Linked DNA regions of Homo sapiens: region 1 is linked to region 2. Evidence: read pairs that join two places in POLR2A ChIA-PET (ENCODE). Cell type or tissue: GM12878. All regions are shown on one strand. Links, peaks and the distances in the headings refer to the core of each region. The heading gives the core; the rest is flanking DNA.

Region 1 (4,000 bases), core at 1-4,000, 54 kb after region 2:
AAAAAATGGCATCCCAATTATTATTTGGGAGTGGTTGGGTGGGGGGGGGTGAGCGAGTCTCAAAAACATGCTTTATCTTTAAATAGGTTGTATGTTCACTATGTACCAAGGCATGCAGAAAAAAAAAAATGAAATGGTTGACATTCTATATATCTCTGTTTTGGTGCATTCCCTTAGATTTAAAGGGGGCAGTTTGGACATTTTCCCAAAAATAATTATGACAGGGACTAGTAGAAGAGAGCTGAGTTCTAACCATTTTTGCCTAGTTCTAGCTGTGTTAGTGCTTAGAAGTGCTTAGCTGGTGCCTACCATTTAAATAGCAAATAGTAAGCTGGAAAATGAGTTAAGAGCAGTATTGGGGCCAAACTTGCTTATGTCCACAATTCTCTTGACTTGGTAATTCTCATACCACACTGTATTAAGATACATAATTTCAGCATCCTATTTAATGATCCTTTAGAGCAGTTATCAGTTACTGCCTAACAGAATTTCAGTATTCACAAATGGTTATCAGATAATCCAGTCACAGTCAGGTCTGTCCTCCCCAAACAGAAGCAGCAAGTTCTGCCTTCCAAGTATGTCCCCCTAAAATGACTTGAATCAATATCACTCGGTTCCTCCCCTCTAATGTGGCTGGACTGCAAAGAAAAAACAGAGCGCCCACATAAATGAAATTAAAATCTGCACATGAAATATGGCAACCTATACCATGTAAGGGGAATTCTATACTAAGGGATTGAGATTCATTTCTGACAAGGACTTACACAATTAAATGTTTTGGAAACAGAAAAATGTGCAGGACTTTCCTTTGGGGGTTCTGTCACATTCTAGACTCCAAGAAGGGTAAAAGTAAACTTTCTTATTTTTTTGTTTCTTTTATCTGTTGTCCAAGGTACAGGTTACAAAGAAGTCCCATTCCCTTTTCTTTGCAACAAGAGTAGTAAATACTACTGAAGAAATGCTAAAATAAATAGCCCTAGTTCTGTAACCTTACAGGGTTCAAGTTACCAGATTCAGGCCAAATTAGCAATTGCTCTGAGGAGATTTTGAAAGAAACAGCCGACAGGAAGACTTTTAAGACCTTCTACTCGAAGAGTAAAGGATGAATGAACTATGGACAGAACACCGGGAGGTCACATCTTGAAAAAAACTAGTGAAAAGAGAAATACCAGAAAAGGGATTTCTAAGTGGGTTTTCTCCCCCTACTGTTAGCATAATTATATTTTTCTGCTGACTGGTTAACACTGATTAAATGCTGATAAAGTGACAATCGTAAGCATACTTTTAGAAACAAATACATATACTATGCTGCCATCACATTACAACTTTAAAAGAAAACCTCTCAAACAAATTTATGAAAGTAGAAGTCCCTCCCAGAAATTATTGACTGCCTTTTATCCACTCTTAGACCATATGTTATTCTGAAAACTACATAAAAATACTATTCCTTAAAGGTGTTAAAAGTAAGGCTGCCAGGGTGTCTATAAAATGCCAGTCATCAAAACTATGGAAAAACAGTGCTTACGTTTAGAAAAATAAGATCACAGGACCTCAGATGTATTGTAGGTGGCCCTTAACTACCTGTAGTTTAAAAGTTTTGCTATATGGTACAGTGTAAAACATACTGAATTATAAATTCCATAGGGGAAGTAAACATAGAACCCACAACAACTCAGCTCCTCTTAGGAGTTATCACTGAAAATAACAATGTGTTTGTGTTCCATGATCTCTGAAGAACAAAAAATTGGTTTACAGTTTGAAACACATTCTTCTTTCAAGAATAAAGTTACTTATACCATTTTTAAACCACCAAAGTCCTACCCAGAAAACTCTGAACTTTCCTGTCTTCCATCATAATTCTGAATATCAGTGGCAAATCAGAATCTCTTAGGTGAATCTTTATGAATCAAGTGATTTTTCAAAGCATGATATGCCTTGGTAGAAATGGACTGCTCTTAAATTCCCACAAAATAAACAAGCCAGGTGATAAAGAAACAATATTCCCGCCCCTTCTCTCTTCTGTTTCTTCCTTATCGTAATTAGGCAGAGCAAATGACACTGCCTCCACAAAATAAGAATTATCAACAGTAATAATATTAAAAAAAATAAAAGGTATGTCAACATTTGAGGAAAGGTGGGATTGTAAGTGCAGTATTTCTTCATGTGCAGTTCTTTACTTCATAGGGGTCCCCTTTGGAATGAAAAGGCCTAGTGGAATGTGTGCTCCCCTCGAACAATGTGTGATGAAAACTCATAACGGTCCTGGCTTCTGTAGCCACAGATGTTGCATTCCAGTGGGTCCCGGTAGCCATGGCAACCCATGTGAATGGTGTACATGACATGGTCTAGGAAAAGGACTCGGCAGTGCTCACACTTGAAGGCCCTAATCTGTTCTCCTTCTCCATTGAAGACCTTGTAGATGTCCTTCAGAGAGCCCTTAGGAGCCTTGGTAGTATCCAAAGCTTTGACATCCTCCTTCATGTAAGCTGGGCTTTGTTTCCTCTTGGGATTTAAGGCAGGGTGTCCTTGGTAGGACTGGTGGTCATCATGGCTGCTTTCTGAGTCAGTGGAATCCAGGCAGCTATTGCTGGGAGAGGCCTCTCTTTCCTGGGGTCGACTCTTTGGTCTGATGAGAGAGATGGGGCCATCCATGTTGTTTTCATGACTATCAGCAGTTTCCCTGCTAATGGGTCTTTCTATCCTATTTGGATGATAGACCTGAGAATAAGCTGAGCTTATAACTGGGGCCACTTCAGCGATTGTGCTTGGCGGGTGCTGCATCAGAGGGTGAAGGGCCTCAGCTCCAAGGTAGGTGATTGCATTGTTGATGGCTTGGTCCATCATATGAGACTGCATCAGCTCAGCCTCCTTCTCATATGTTAAGTTCATATCAAAGTGAATATCTGGGTAGCTGAATCGCATGAGCTTTTCCCCTGGAAGGGAGTGGGAGGTGAAAGAAGTAAAAAAAAAAAAAAAATACAACAACATTAGTATCAGATTAAAAATATGAAAGGGTACGAAGTTGACTGATTGCCTCCATTTTTCATAATTTGGTATATATTACTCTATAAGTCAAGTATTTGGGCAATTCTGCTGATGCTCACACACATTTTTTTTTTTTTTGAGACAGAGTCTCAGGGTGTGATCTCTGCTCACTGCAACCTCCACCTCTCCAGTTCAAGGGATTCTCATGCCTCAGCCACCTGAGTAGCTGGAATTACAGGCATGCGCCCCCATACCTGGCTAATTTTTGTATTTTTAGTAGAGATAGGGTTTTGCCCTGTTAGCCAGGCTGGTCTAGAACTCCTGGCCTCAAGTGATCCACCCACCTTGGCCTCCCAAAGTGTTACGATTACAGGCATGAGACACTGGGTCTGGCCACAAATATTCTTGACATGAAAAAAATATAAAAGCAATAAAAATTTTGTAAGCCATTTGCATTTGTTCTGATGCCATCATGAGAATGCATCTAGTCTGAAAGATATGATTGAGTTTATCATATTTTCATTTTCTTTTAAAATTCTCACTTGAATAGAGCTCAAGGAGAATAGGAGGAAGAATACCCAGTAAAAACAAGTCAGAGACTATGCTTGATTTTGCATATTTTAAACATTAGTGACCAAGCTACAAAGATCATAAAAGTGAGAGTGATCTGGTTATAACATATGGCACCTCACTGTTGTGTAGGGTTAAGTTGGTTGATTCGGCCACTATTTCAGAAAAAATATATATAACCCATATATGTCATTCTGGAGATTTTTTAAAAGTCATTATTAAAATACTTTTAAAAGTAGTACCACCTAATAAAAATGAATGAAATGTAGGGTTATTTAAAAATAAAATTAAGAGTTATTTCAAAAAGTATTTGCTCATAAACTCGGAAAATCTTGTCTCATTGTTTTGCTTCTTGAAATTAATATTCATTTTTATATCATCCTTTCTTATTTAGACATGTGTATGTGATAGTGCTGGTACGTACACCCATTGCTAGCTTCCCATA
Region 2 (13,186 bases), core at 3,893-7,892:
GCATTGTATATGAATTTTGCATATGTACATGGTAATATTTTGACACTAGGAACAATATTTTAAGTTGAAATGTCTATATTTTAATTTAGTAAAGATTTGGCAAGCCCCTGCTATATTAGCAATATCAAGATAATGAGATAAAGATCCCACTCTCAATAAAAATATAAAATTATACATGTTTCTTGTGCCCATCATCAGCCATCGTTATGAACATCACTCTGAACTGTTATGCACAATAAGATAACTAGAGGGTTAAAAATGAAGGTTTTACTGCTCACGTTGAATATTATTTTTAGAAAAGAAAGTCATTTCTATTATAGAGGAGGCATTGTGGTCTACTATAATGGCAAGCATATTAAAAACAATGCATTCCTGGTGAAATAATGCTTAGAGCATAGTCAACAAAATAAGCAGGCTGCTGAAAAAAGTTTAAATGTCATATTTCATTAATTCTAAGACACATTTCCTCCTGCTTTTAGATCTCTCAAATTGAAAGGCATCTTACAACCTATAGATGAAATCTAGTAAATAGAATAAGATAAAAAGTATCTTAGTTTCTTTCCTTGGGTTGTTTGCCTTTCTTTTAAGGGAAGGTTTGTTTGACTGTTGTGTTTTGTTTTTAACAGCTTGTTTATGAATCTTCCCTTTTCTAGCGTTAATGATTGTGTGAGCCTAGAATTTAAATGGTACAAAACTCTGATTTTTGTTTTTATTCTTTGTTCTGACCATTACTGAGGGGAGTACAGGACACTGAAGCAGAAACAAGGTCTGAAAGTGGCAATGTGGACCTTGCTCCTCTGTGGAGGACTCTGGTACCTGTCTGTGTCTGAATCTTGCCACTTCCACTTATCTAGCTTTGCGATCTGGAAAAGATTAACTTTAGCCTCTCTGTGCCTCAGTTTCTTCAAGTGCTGAATAATGGTATCTACCTCATAGTGCTGCTATGAGGGTTGAGTTTAATATAAGTAAGGCCTTAGAATAATGCCTGGCACATACTAAATATTCTCTCAACTTTAGCTGTTACCATTGTGCCTCACTTCCTTGGTGATCTCTTTAGATCCCTGTTTAACTACATCCTCATATTGTGAATGACTCCTAAAATGCTATCTTCAGCATGGGCCTATCCCCTGAAATCCAGGTGTCTATATCCAACTGTTTACTCCATTTGGCTATCTAAAGTTGTCTCAAAATTAACAGGTCTCTAAAAGAACTCAATTTTTTTTTACCTTCATTAAACGGTTTCTCCTCCAATTTTCCCAATCTGCATAAATGGCCCCAGATCATCCGTAAACCACTCTCTTTATCTGCCACGTTCCACAGTTAAGCTATCAGCAAAGTCTGGCAGCTATGCCTTCAAAATACATCTAGATCTGACCATTTCTCATGACCATCATAGCATTTACCTTGATTCAAACCATTGACTCTTTCCTGAACAATCGGAGTAGCTTCCTACTGATTTCTCAGCGTCCACCTTAACTCCTATAATCTTTTATCCAGAATGATCCCTTTACATTATGAACCATCATCATGTTTCTCCTTTGCTCAAGACCCTCTAATCACTTTTCATCTCACTCATAGTAAAAGCTTTAGTCCTAGGGAAGCCCACACAGTGGCATCTGCCTTGGTTCCACGGTACTTCTTGCTCCTCCTCTTCCCCAACTTGACTCTGCTTCAGCCACATTGATTTCTATAAATGGCTCATGCACCATCCTGCTCTTGCTATTCCTTCCACAAATGGTCAGAAAGTTTTGCTCCTTTATTTTCTTCATGTCTTTTATCAAATAGACCTTCCTTCCCTGACTACCATGAGGAAACAGTATCCATTTCCCTCCTCCCAGTCCTCTGTTTCTTACTTTATTTTATTTTTCTTCCTCACACTGATCACCACCTGATATGTTATCTATTTATCTCTCTTTCTCCTTGAGATCAGGGACTTTTTGTTCAGGCTGTATCCTTGGGGCCTAGAACTGTATCTGACACATAATAGGGACTTAGTAAATATTGAATAAATGAATGAATAAAATAACTGGTATGTTTTGAAACATGACTTTGTTGAGACCCTCCTTAAAGTGTCTGGATTTCCAACTGCAAATAGATTTGTAGTTATTACATGGATTTGTGAAAATTTTAAGATTGGATTAGAAGGGCTTTTTTAAGTCAGTAGTTTTTTTTTTTTTTTTTTTTTTTTTTTTATTCTATCATGTTTTCCTCCAGAGATTTGGGAGCTGTTTCTCTTATTCACTTGTTCAGAGCCAATGAATGTTACCCTTTAGTTTGCCAAAGTGGTTGCTGAGTGATGAGGCATTTCATCCCTCAGGGAGCTTTAAGTACTGCCCGCACACCATGTATAGTCACTGCTGGCTATGATCAAAACTGTGGAATTGATCAAGTCAGAATCTCCTACTAGGAAGTACAGGCAAGGGGCATTCAGACTCTGGGTCAGCTCTGGGAGCCTTTCAAATCTTCCCACTGGCACTTGTGTGAATTTCTAGTGCTCATGAAAGTGAGACACCCAAGGGAGTCTGCTGCCGTCTAATACACCAAAGGATTCCCATAGAACTTCACCCACAACTCTGCAGAGATCCAGGTCTCATCACAGACTTTTATAACTGAAGTTCTAATAAAATATTATTTGAACCAAGAGAAAAATCCCTTGTGGGTTTTACTGCTGCAGCTACGGCAGTAAAGAACTTGGCTTTTTCTCATTAGGGTGATTTACCTTTACAGGCTATTGAACCATTGCCTAGCAATGGGTTAAGAGCTTGAAATCAGAGTGATCTGGGTGCAAATCTTTGCTAAGATGATTACTACCTGAGTGAATTTAGACAAGTTACCTAAACTTTTTCAGTTGTTTAAATTGGTTAAATGATCAGTTGGCTATCTCACTGAAACCCTACTGGCCAAGTACTTAGTAAATCACCTGGCTTAGCTGGTTGCTGTCATTTTTATCTTTTAAATACCTTCCTTTGCCTTACATAATCACTAAAAGTATTCAGGAAAGTATTCTACTTAAAATATAGCATAATTTTTATTCCTGATTTATGATGTGCTAAAATGTAAAATGCATTACATCCCAATTAAAAGTAACTTTATAGTTTCCTAAATTATCTTAAGGTGCCATAATCTATGTTACTTAGATTTCAAGTGTCATTTTATAATCATAAAAAGAATTAATGTGAAATTTCTATTTTCTATTTATATATAAATATTATGGCTTATTTTAATCAATTTAAGATAAATGTAGAAAATGAGCATATTCTAACAAATATGTACATGTAGAAAATTTTTAATGTGAATACCCTAGCTGAGTTCAGGGCACATAATAGATATTTAAGAAATGTTGATGTCCCCTCATCCCAACATCTACATAAACTTTAACATAACCTGAACTTCATATAGCAGTCCATGACAAAGATATTAGTTTTTTAATGTTTTGAATATTAAAATAGTTTCTATTTTTAATATTGCCACTTGGCTATCTGACATCTACAATTTCTAGTGCAGAAAATAAGAGTTGTGTCTATATTTTATTATCCAGAGTGGTCTCTTTAAATTGTGAATCATTATCTTGTCATTGCTTTGTAAAACTGTCTGCTGTCTGCCAAGATTCAGCCATTCATGTATTAATGCAGCCAATATTTATTAAGTGCCTGCTGTGTACCAGGTACTGCTCTAGGTGGTGGGCATACAAGTATGAACAAGAAAGACAAGGTCTTTCTCTTTCAAGAGGGTTAAATTCTAATGTGGAATGATAGATCATAAACAAGCAAAGAAATAAACAACCAAGATAATTTCAAATTTTTCATGAATGGTAGAAAAGGCTGAATAATCAAGGATAGGGATGTTCCTTTAGATAACTGGTCAGAGGCAGCCTCCCAGAGGTGGTGCCCTCTGAGTCAAAACCTGAAATTTGAGTTAAAGTAGCCAGCCTGGGAGAGTCAAGGAAAAGCACTGAATTTAGAGGGAAGAGCAAACCCAAGGCCCCTGAAGCAGATAGGAGTTTAGGGTGTTTAAAGGCCAGTGGGTGCACCAGTCTGGCTGAGCACAGTGAGGGGCACTGACAAGAGACAGTGAGTGTACCACTGCACTCCAGCCTGGGTGACAGAGTGAGACCCTGTCTCAAAACAAACAAAACAAAACAAAACAACAACACAAACATAATTTCACTACCTGTTGAAAAAGATAAACTTGGCAATTGGGTGCTTAATCCACTGCAGAAAGAGACAGTGGGAGACTGTCACCAGGACTTATAGCATCATGTAGTCCAAAGAAGAGTGTTCAGATTTCATTCTAAATTCAATCAGAAGCTGAAAGAGCATTTTAAATAGGAAAATAAAGATACTTTTACTTTGGGAGGCCAAGGCAGGTGGATCCCTTGAGCCCAGGAATTCTAGACCAGCCTGGACAACATAGCAAGACACCGTCTCTACAAAATAAATAAATAAATAAATAAATAAATAAAGGGTTAGTGGTGTGTGCCTGTGGTCCCAGCTACTCAGCAGGCTGAGATGGGAAAATCACTAAAGCCTAGGAGATCAAGGCTGCAGTGAGCCATGATTGCACCATTGCACTCCAGCCTGGGTGACAGAGTGAGACCCTGTCTCGAAACAAAACAAAACAACACAAACATAATTTCACTGCCTGTTCAAAAGATAAACTTGGCAATTGGGTGCTTAATCCACTGCAGACAGGAAAAAAAGTGAGAGCTAGAAGCTCAGATTGGTGGTCATTTCAGTAATCCAGGCTAGAGATGGGGGAAAACTTGCTGGTTTAGACCAAGGAGGTAGTAGGAGAAATAGAGTTACAGAAGGATCAAATCTGACAGATAAAAGTGGAAAAATCAAAGACCCCTGGATTTTCAACTTGAGCAAGTAAGGAAAATTGGGGATGGGGGAATCTTAGCACAGATTTTGACAAGATGGGGAATTATCATGAGTCTTGTTTTTGGTATGTTAAAACATTTTTATACAAGTAAAAATGTCAAATATGCTGTTGGATTTGGGTCAAGGCTGAGGAGACGCATTTAGGAGGAATTGGCATCTGGTGGTATACAAATTCACAGGGCTAGGAAAAAGTATGGCTAGAGATCAAGCTCTGGAGCACTTCAACATTTAGAGGTCTCATTTGTAAGAAGCAACTAGCAAAGAAGATAGGGATGGAGCACACAGAGAAGGGGGAGAAAAACCAAAAACATGTGTCCTTGAATGATGATAATGATGATGATGATGATGATGATGACGACGACGACGACGACTAGCAATCACGGTGCCAAATACTGCTGTGATTGCCTTACATTCAATCCCCTCAATTTCAAAAGGTAGGTACTATTATTACCCCCATTTTACAGACAGGAAAACTGAGGCACAGTGGGGTTAAACAATTTTCCCAACTTTATACAGCTCAAAAGTGGCAGATGTAGGATTCAAATCAAAGCTATCTAAATCCAGAGGCTATGTTCTTAACAACAACCTGATATCACCTCTCTGATTTGACAGTGAAAAATTTGTTTTGTTTTTCTGAGGGTACAGAAAAAATATATCAAGTGTCACTGAGAGACAAAATAAGATGATAGGAAAATACCTGTTGGATTTATAATATGGAGGTAAGTAAGGTGGTGACTTTCATGGTAGTTTCTCAGTGGAGTATTACTAATGAAAGACAGATAGATGGGGGTTAACAAGTGAGCAGGGAGTAGAAAGTGAAAGCCACAGATTAGACCACTCTCGTGAGAAGTTCTATTGTAGAGCAGAAAAAGAAATGGCACTATAGCTAGAAAGGCATTTGGGACTCAGGGGAGGTGTGCTGGTTAGGACCTCAGGAAGGCAGACCTCAAGATGGAAACCAGAAGTACAAGAGATTTATTGGGATAATGATTTTGAAATATAAGGGAGAGAAGGAGCAGGAGTAGACAGGGAAAGCCTTCAGATCATGACATGTGTGAAAGGTGAGGGGCAGGAAGGAGGATTAAGTAGGAAAAGCCTGTGATTAGGGTGCAGCTCTGAGAAAGTCTCAGCCAGCCCAACCAGGGAGCTCTGTCATAAAGACTGCCCACAGGGGAGCCTGTGAGTTGGAATGGCTGGGAATCAGGAGCGTTGTAGTGATTGTGCTCAGTCCTTACCTAGGAGTTATGTCAGGAAAAGCCTGGCCTTAGCTTAAATGCTGTGGTGGATCCCAAAGGTGCTATAGCTGGAGGCCGTCACCTAATTGCATTCCTGGCAGCTGATCAGCAAGGCCTTTGTTAGAGAGAGGCTCAGGTAGCACACTCCCTGGCCACCATAGGAGGGTTATACATTTTCTATATGAGGGCTCTATAATGTTGGTATGCTCATGGAATCAAGGAGGTATAATGGAGCTAACACCATCACTTAATTTACAAAAATTAGCAAAGAACTTAATTTTGTTTTATTGATACTTCTAATACCAACATTTCTTGACAGAAGAAAAATATTTCCCAATATTCATTTAAATGGTGCCAACAAAAGTATTTTTAAACAGATAAAAATCATTTTCCTAGAAGATATCTCATTGAATATCAAATCTAGACACTTAACTTCTATAATTCAGTAGCAAAAACAAAACAAACAGAAAACCAAATAACCTGATTTTAAAAATGGGCAAAGGACTTGAATAGACATTTCTTTAAATGTCTATTCTATAAATTCCATAAAGACATACAAATGGCCAACAGGTATATGAAAAAGTGCTCAACATTGCTAATCGTCAGGGAAATGCAAATCAAAACCACAATAAAATATCACTTCATACCTGTTAGGGTGGGTGTTATTAAAAATATTGACAAAGATGTGGAGAAATTGGAACCCTCATCTATTATACTCTTGGTGGGAATGTAAAATAGTACAGCCACTATAGAAAACAGTATGGAGATTCCTGAAAAAATTAAAAACAAAACTACCATATAATCCAGCAATCCTACTCTAGGTATTTATCCAAAAGAATTAAAATCAAGATCTCAAAGAGATATTCACACTCCCATGTTCACTCTAGCATTATTCACAATAACCAAGATATGGAAAAACTCTTAATGTCCATCAAAGGATGAAGGAATAAAGATATTGTGGTATATACATACAATGGAATATTACTTAGCCTTGAAAAAAGAAAATCCTGCCATATGTCATGACATAGGTGAACTCTGAGGACATTATGCTAAGTAAAATAAGCCAATCACAGAAGAACTAATACTGTATAATTCTACTTATATGAGGTATTGAAAATAGTCAAAACCATTGAAGAAGAGAGTAGAATGGTGATTGCCAGGGGCTGGGGAGAGGGAGAAATGGAAAGTTTAGTTGGTATAAGGTTTGTTATGAAAGATGAAGCTCTAGAGATCTGCTGTACAACATTGTGCCCGTAGTTAACAATACTGTATTGAACACTTTAAAATTTGTTAAGAGAACAGATCTCATTGTTAAATCTTCTTCTATGATAAGCTGTTTAAAAAATCTGGACACTCAAGTTTGAGCAAACAAAGTGAAGGTTCATAAATTGGGATTCCTCAGTTTGGGCCTGTCTGAATTCACATGGCCCAAATAGGGTATAAGAAGCAAAATTCTGACGTACAGCATGCCCACAAACTTAACTGTCATATTTCAAAAGTTTAGCTAAATCCCATAATTGGGTACTGACTTGAAAAGCTTCCTTGTAGACTTTTAATTATATCTAATGAGCTCAAAATAACTAAATGCCATTAAAGCTGTTTTTTCTTACTGTGTCCCTAAAATGGTAATTTAAAAATACAAGTGAAAAGCTTGAGTGACTAGACACCAAGCCAAATTGTGTAATATCACAGAATTAAACTATAAACTATTTTTTAATCTAGAAACTCTTTTTTAGTAGTGAAATGACATTAAAGCAATCCACAAACATGGGTCAAAAAGTATTGAGAAACTACCTCTACTTAAAATACTAGGCTTGCTGCCTGCTTAATTGGATAGAAGGTCATTTGCATAGGCTGCGTAAAAGTTAGGAATTGGTGTTGTGTTTGTTTCACTTGGGCTGAAAGACCAACTAAATGCTATGGATTGATTGTAATTCAAAAAAAAAAAATACACAATACTCCCTCTCTCAAATTAAAAAAAATACAAAAACTCTCAGATTACCAAAAAAACATAGGCAAGATTGTTAATACTAGATCAAAATGTACACACATTTGAATCAATATATTTGTGTGCATGTGAAAAAATAATATATTATTTTTCAGTGTTAATGGGCCTCCTATTATAAGTAGAATAATTCCTGACATGTTAGTTGCCTGGAGGGTTTTTGGTGAGGATTACTCTAGTAATCTGAGGTGGCATTATGGCAATGCTATAGGGGCATACAAAAATACTCACAGCTACCCTGTTCCCTGGGAATTTGGACAGGTAATCCCATATGGTTCATAGGACTTGTTATGTATGGTAGAGAATGATTCCAAAACAATAGAAACCACCAAGGGATATTAAGAGGGAGTTAAATATGAAGAGACCTTTGCTTTTCTGATGAAAATAGGGCTACCGGCAATTGTGGCCAGTGGTTGCCAAAACCGTGTCCTCTTCAAATTAATTTAGATGATAATTTTGTTCAAGAACTTGATCATAGAAACACTTAGTTTATACAACTACTTGTTTCAAAACAATACCATAATAATCTCATTGCAAATGTCTGACTGTGATGCTCCAGAGTTCAGCTACTGCAAATGTGTCTTTATGGGAATGATTAGGAGTAATTCTAATGGGAAAGAGTGAAAATTCAAAATTCTTGACTGGCATGGTTGAAGGCACAAAACTGCTGCCTCTATACTTCTTAGTGAAAAACAGCATTGGACATACCAGGAACAGCAATCTGCTCCTCTTAGTACCTTGCATTTATGAAGTGATATCCTCCAGGAAGTACATGATGCTGGGCATCACATCATGCTCTAGGCAACACCATGAGTGCTTCATTTTCACAAAGACCCAAGGGGTGAGATGAAATAATTCTCATATTCATAAATTAGGAACTATAATTCTGCAGAGCAAAACTGATTTTGTGCACTCAGGCAGTGGGATTAAGTTAATGCCACAAGCTCTTCTCTTTGTGAAAAGTACATTTCTCCTGGCTGAAGAGAGCAGCAATAATTACTCAAAATTCCTGAAGTAGGCCAACCATTTGTCCAGAGGGCAAAGAAATCCTGCTTGACTGGCTTCCACCCGAAACCAGTGTCAAGTTCCTGACCTTATGAACTCCCCAGAACAATATTCGGTGGAAAAGGAGGAGCTGTTCTCTTTAGCTTCTTTTCTATTTTTTTTTTTAAATAAGAGCAAGCAATGTGGTTATGTTTTTATTGGCACTCAAGATTATTTCTGAGAGGAGAATTGCTATATTTAAAAATGGATTTTTATCCTTTATAAGTTGGGTGAAATTTTTCTTAGTTTCACTTTCTTAAAAAGGTAGTACTTATTAAGGGAACCCTTCCTTTCCTTATGGTGGGTGGTGCTGGCAGATGAACAAGCCACGATTATGCATGTAGTCAAAGAGTTTGCTTTATAAGATGTTATTCTAGACATCAAATACATTATACACATGTCATTTCAAAAAGTTCAAAGTCAAAGATAAAAATATATTTAGCAAATAAGAAAACAGCCTGAATGAGAGGGAGTCAAGTTTTTGGAAATGAGAAATCAACTTAAGTGTTATCAGTAATCTAACGCCTTTTTTTCTCTAAGTGTCTTCTGAGTGGGTCGGGTGACAATTGGTCCCAGGACTGGAGGAAAGAGACTTGACTATCTAAAGCAGTGGCTCTTAAAAAGTGGGACGTCATAGAGCTCCTTGAAAATTAGATAAAAGCTAGGAAGGCACACCCTCAGGAGAGAAAAAAAATAGTTCATTAGCTTACAATGAAATTTATATAGAATTTCAGGAATTTCATAACTCCCCTGAAATGCATCAATGGATCCCCACCCCAAAGTTTATGAATAAGGCTTGTGTAAGGAAGGGGTGGAATTCTCAGCTCTATTCCACCAAGTTTTGGGAGACTTTGTCTACCCTGCCAACCCCAACCTATCACTGAAGTCTTTAGTTCCTCCTAGTCAGCTCCATTGCTCTGAGCTTGGTGGCTATGAAGAAATGCAGGTGGGTCAGCATTAGCAATGACTGGTTCTTCATTAGCACTAGCTATGAAGCAAATGCTGTACCCTATCTTCCTCAAAAGGTTGAGTTCTTAAAACTTCAACCACACACAAGCCATTGCAAAACTCACTTGGAGAGCTCTGGAGGTCCCTTATGAGAAGACACACATGATTTCAAAACTGATTCTAGCTGGGTGGTTTTGTAGTTGCCTGAATGAAATGATCTGTCAATTTTAGCTTTGTTCTTAGGAGAAACATAGCCCCATCTTGAAACATTCTTTATAATCAGCTTGGATAATCCTCCTACTCCCAAATTCAAAGATTAAAAGTACCTGGAAAAAGAACTAACCTTTCTCTTCTTGAGACATTCCCTCCAGGGCAGGCCGAAGGTATATTGGGAAAAGCAGGGAGGGAAAGCTTATCATTTTTCTATCCATAGTATCCTGAGCTGTCAACTCAGCAGCTTTCACAAGGACTAAACCTACTTTTAAAGAAAGGAGAGCTTGAAAGTGTTGTACCATTAGCTATTCTGATTCTAGCCCATGCCAGGAAGCAAAGGTTCTTATTATACCATGTTCTATTTTTGATCTAATCCGTATCAACAGCCTGAAGTCTCAGCATGGTAATGCTGGGGAAATTCTTTGATGATAATTGGAAACTGTACTGCCTTGCCCCTTAAGTTATACAATCTGACTGTCACTAGAAGTGTCATTTGGACTATAAAGAGTCAGGGATAAGAAAAGTGGGCATCTGAAATCTACGTGGAAGATGCAGTAGCAAGTCAGAGCCTCTTGTGAAAGTTCTGTTGGTTAGGTTGGGATATCGAAAGAAGAAGATGTGTCCCCTACCCTGATATTTCAGAGCCTCAAGACACTCAGTAAACCAACACTCAAATTCCTGGACTGCATCACCTTTACTTTTTGTGCAGACAACACAATATGGGAAGAAAAGTCATACTACATAGCAGTTATTAAAAACAGTTAAATGTAACACCAGGCGTTAAAACCTAGTACCTTCTTGTCATGATAAAGATTGTAACAAGAACAGGAAATGGCACAGCACAAATCCGTTTTCATGATAATGATCTCGTGAATGTAAAGAGCATAGGAAATGGAACAAATGTAACCCTATTCCATTACCACCTTCAAACGGTAACCTCCTTGTCCTAGTCACATGCCCTACTTATGGTCCTGATTAAAGCACAAAGGAAATCATAAGACTGTGACTCTGAGGGAACGAAGCAGCTCCCACTTATTTGTGTGCGTGTGTGAGCACACATCTTTCCTTCTTTGAACTAAGTTGCACCAGGCAATTCCTTACAGCTGATTCCCCAACTTTGTCCTGAATAAAGCCGGTCAGACATGGGAGGGACAAAGAAAGCTAAAAACCAATGAGTCATCTGGGAATAGATGTTCTCTTTACTACCCTTTATCAGAATGAGGAAATGATGCCTTCCCCCCAAATAGAGGCAGTAAACAGTGAAGATGACTGAATGCTTTTCTTCTGTCTAGCCTTCATAGCACCTCAGCTTACCAAGGAAAATGGAGCTTCTATCTCATAGTGAGTGTGTTCTCTCTTCCCTACCTAAAGAGGCTGCAACATGATTAGGGCTCGTCTAGAAGTACAAAGGAAGATCTCAGGGACACAAGGAAGCCAGAAATAGTTGAGGTCAATCAGGCCAGGTTAGGGTTGGTGCTGCCATACTATATTCCTCTTTGACCTGGGCATGTTTTCCAGGAGGATCTATTTCCCTTGGAAAGCTCTTTAAGTAACACTATGTGAAATTTATAATAAATCCTCTCACCCCAAGATGACTGCTTCAGATATGAGGGGGAGTAGTGAGGAATGATGGCTGAGTTTGCCAAATAAATACGAGGGAAGATGAAAGCCAGATTGCCTGGAGTACTGTGCCCACACCCTGCCTCAACCAAATGTCACTCACTCTGCCCAGCTGGCTAGTAACTCCTTACATGGCATCCAAGTATCTGTACTATACATTTTCTTCTACTGGGGCTTTGTCCAGGCAAGCAAGTCTGAATGCACTTTACATTTCAGGCATCTTGGATATCTGTTCCTTCCAGATGATATCCCAGTTACCAAATGGCCCTGATTGGTTAATGAGGAATGCAATCCTGTTCCTTGCCCTGGCTATTTGTCACTTGTTAAATGATGTTAGGAGATTCCCAGGTGATTTCACATCTGAAGACTGTAATTTGTGGCCTCCTTATCAGATGCCATGCAAAATGTTTTCTGTGGGTCACAACAGTTTCCCAAGTATCCTATCTTGATTCCCAAGATAGATTACACTGGAATTATCTTTTCAAAGAAAGGAAGGAAGCCCTACATTTCAAACAGTCTAAAGTAGGTTATAAGGACTGAAAAATAATCATTTGGGGACAATCTTACATGAGAAAAAGAATATATTGTAAAAACTGGCTAAGTCAATTCTAATCTATAATGTCTTTTAGAGGTTTTTAACTGTATATGATTGTAGGGAATCAAAACCACAGATCTGTTTTTACTTATTTCAAAACATTCTATAATGCTCTTTAAAAAATCATATTATAGGATAACTGGAATCTAGGTAAGATTACTATTAAATACATTGCCATTCTCCATTTCTTTTTTACTGTATTTACCTTTGCCTTTTTATTCCCAAATGACTAGTTTTGCTGCACAGCAATTTCTTTTCATTCTTTCACTACTCTAGGGGAGACAATGTGTTAGAATAGAAACGGAACTAAACCAAGAACAGTGTGAGGAGGAAGATCTCACTAGCTGTGAGGCCTGGGGGTAGGCCCTTGACATTTCTGATCCTCAGTTTTATCACTTACGAAATAGAGATTGGTTTCATTGATATTGAGGGTCTCTTCCAACTCTGAAGTCTAGGAGACACTGGATTTTCATAAAATCTAAACCTATGACATAGATAGCATCCATATTTGTTGTTGTTCTGTGAATTTTCAATAAATATCACACTGAATATTTTTATTAAAAGGATATTACCTTTTCTTTCCATGAGTATTAAAGTTCCAAGTCTCCAATTTCTTGCCTATAAGTTTTCATTTTTACAGGGG

What was found. ChIA-PET counts read pairs that join two places held together with the same protein. Peaks named below come from ENCODE experiments on the same cell type or tissue, not always from the same donor. Only the 100,000 strongest peaks of a DNase experiment are listed, where the experiment ranks them.
Region 1: POLR2A ChIA-PET joins it to region 2 with 5 read pairs; 3 of 35 experiments call an interaction of 5 or more read pairs at or near these places.

The regions. Positions count from the first base shown.
Region 1 is chr2:213,005,152-213,009,151 of GRCh38, forward strand. IKZF2 (IKAROS family zinc finger 2) reads right to left here. Exons shown (of 9, transcript NM_001387220.1): 9 at 1-2,933. The coding sequence ends at 2,209. Among named protein-coding and RNA genes, the nearest start is that of MIR4776-2, 81 kb to the left of the region's middle. In GM12878, for the core only: no CTCF peak of the experiment used is centred there; no DNase peak of the experiment used is centred there.
Region 2 is chr2:212,947,660-212,960,845 of GRCh38, forward strand. The region is part of intron 2 of LOC102725082 (a long non-coding RNA gene); the gene reads right to left. Among named protein-coding and RNA genes, the nearest start is that of MIR4776-2, 28 kb to the left of the region's middle. RefSeq lists an enhancer at 5,835-5,934. In GM12878, for the core only: no CTCF peak of the experiment used is centred there; a DNase peak (open chromatin) is centred at 5,772; H3K27ac peaks cover 554 bases.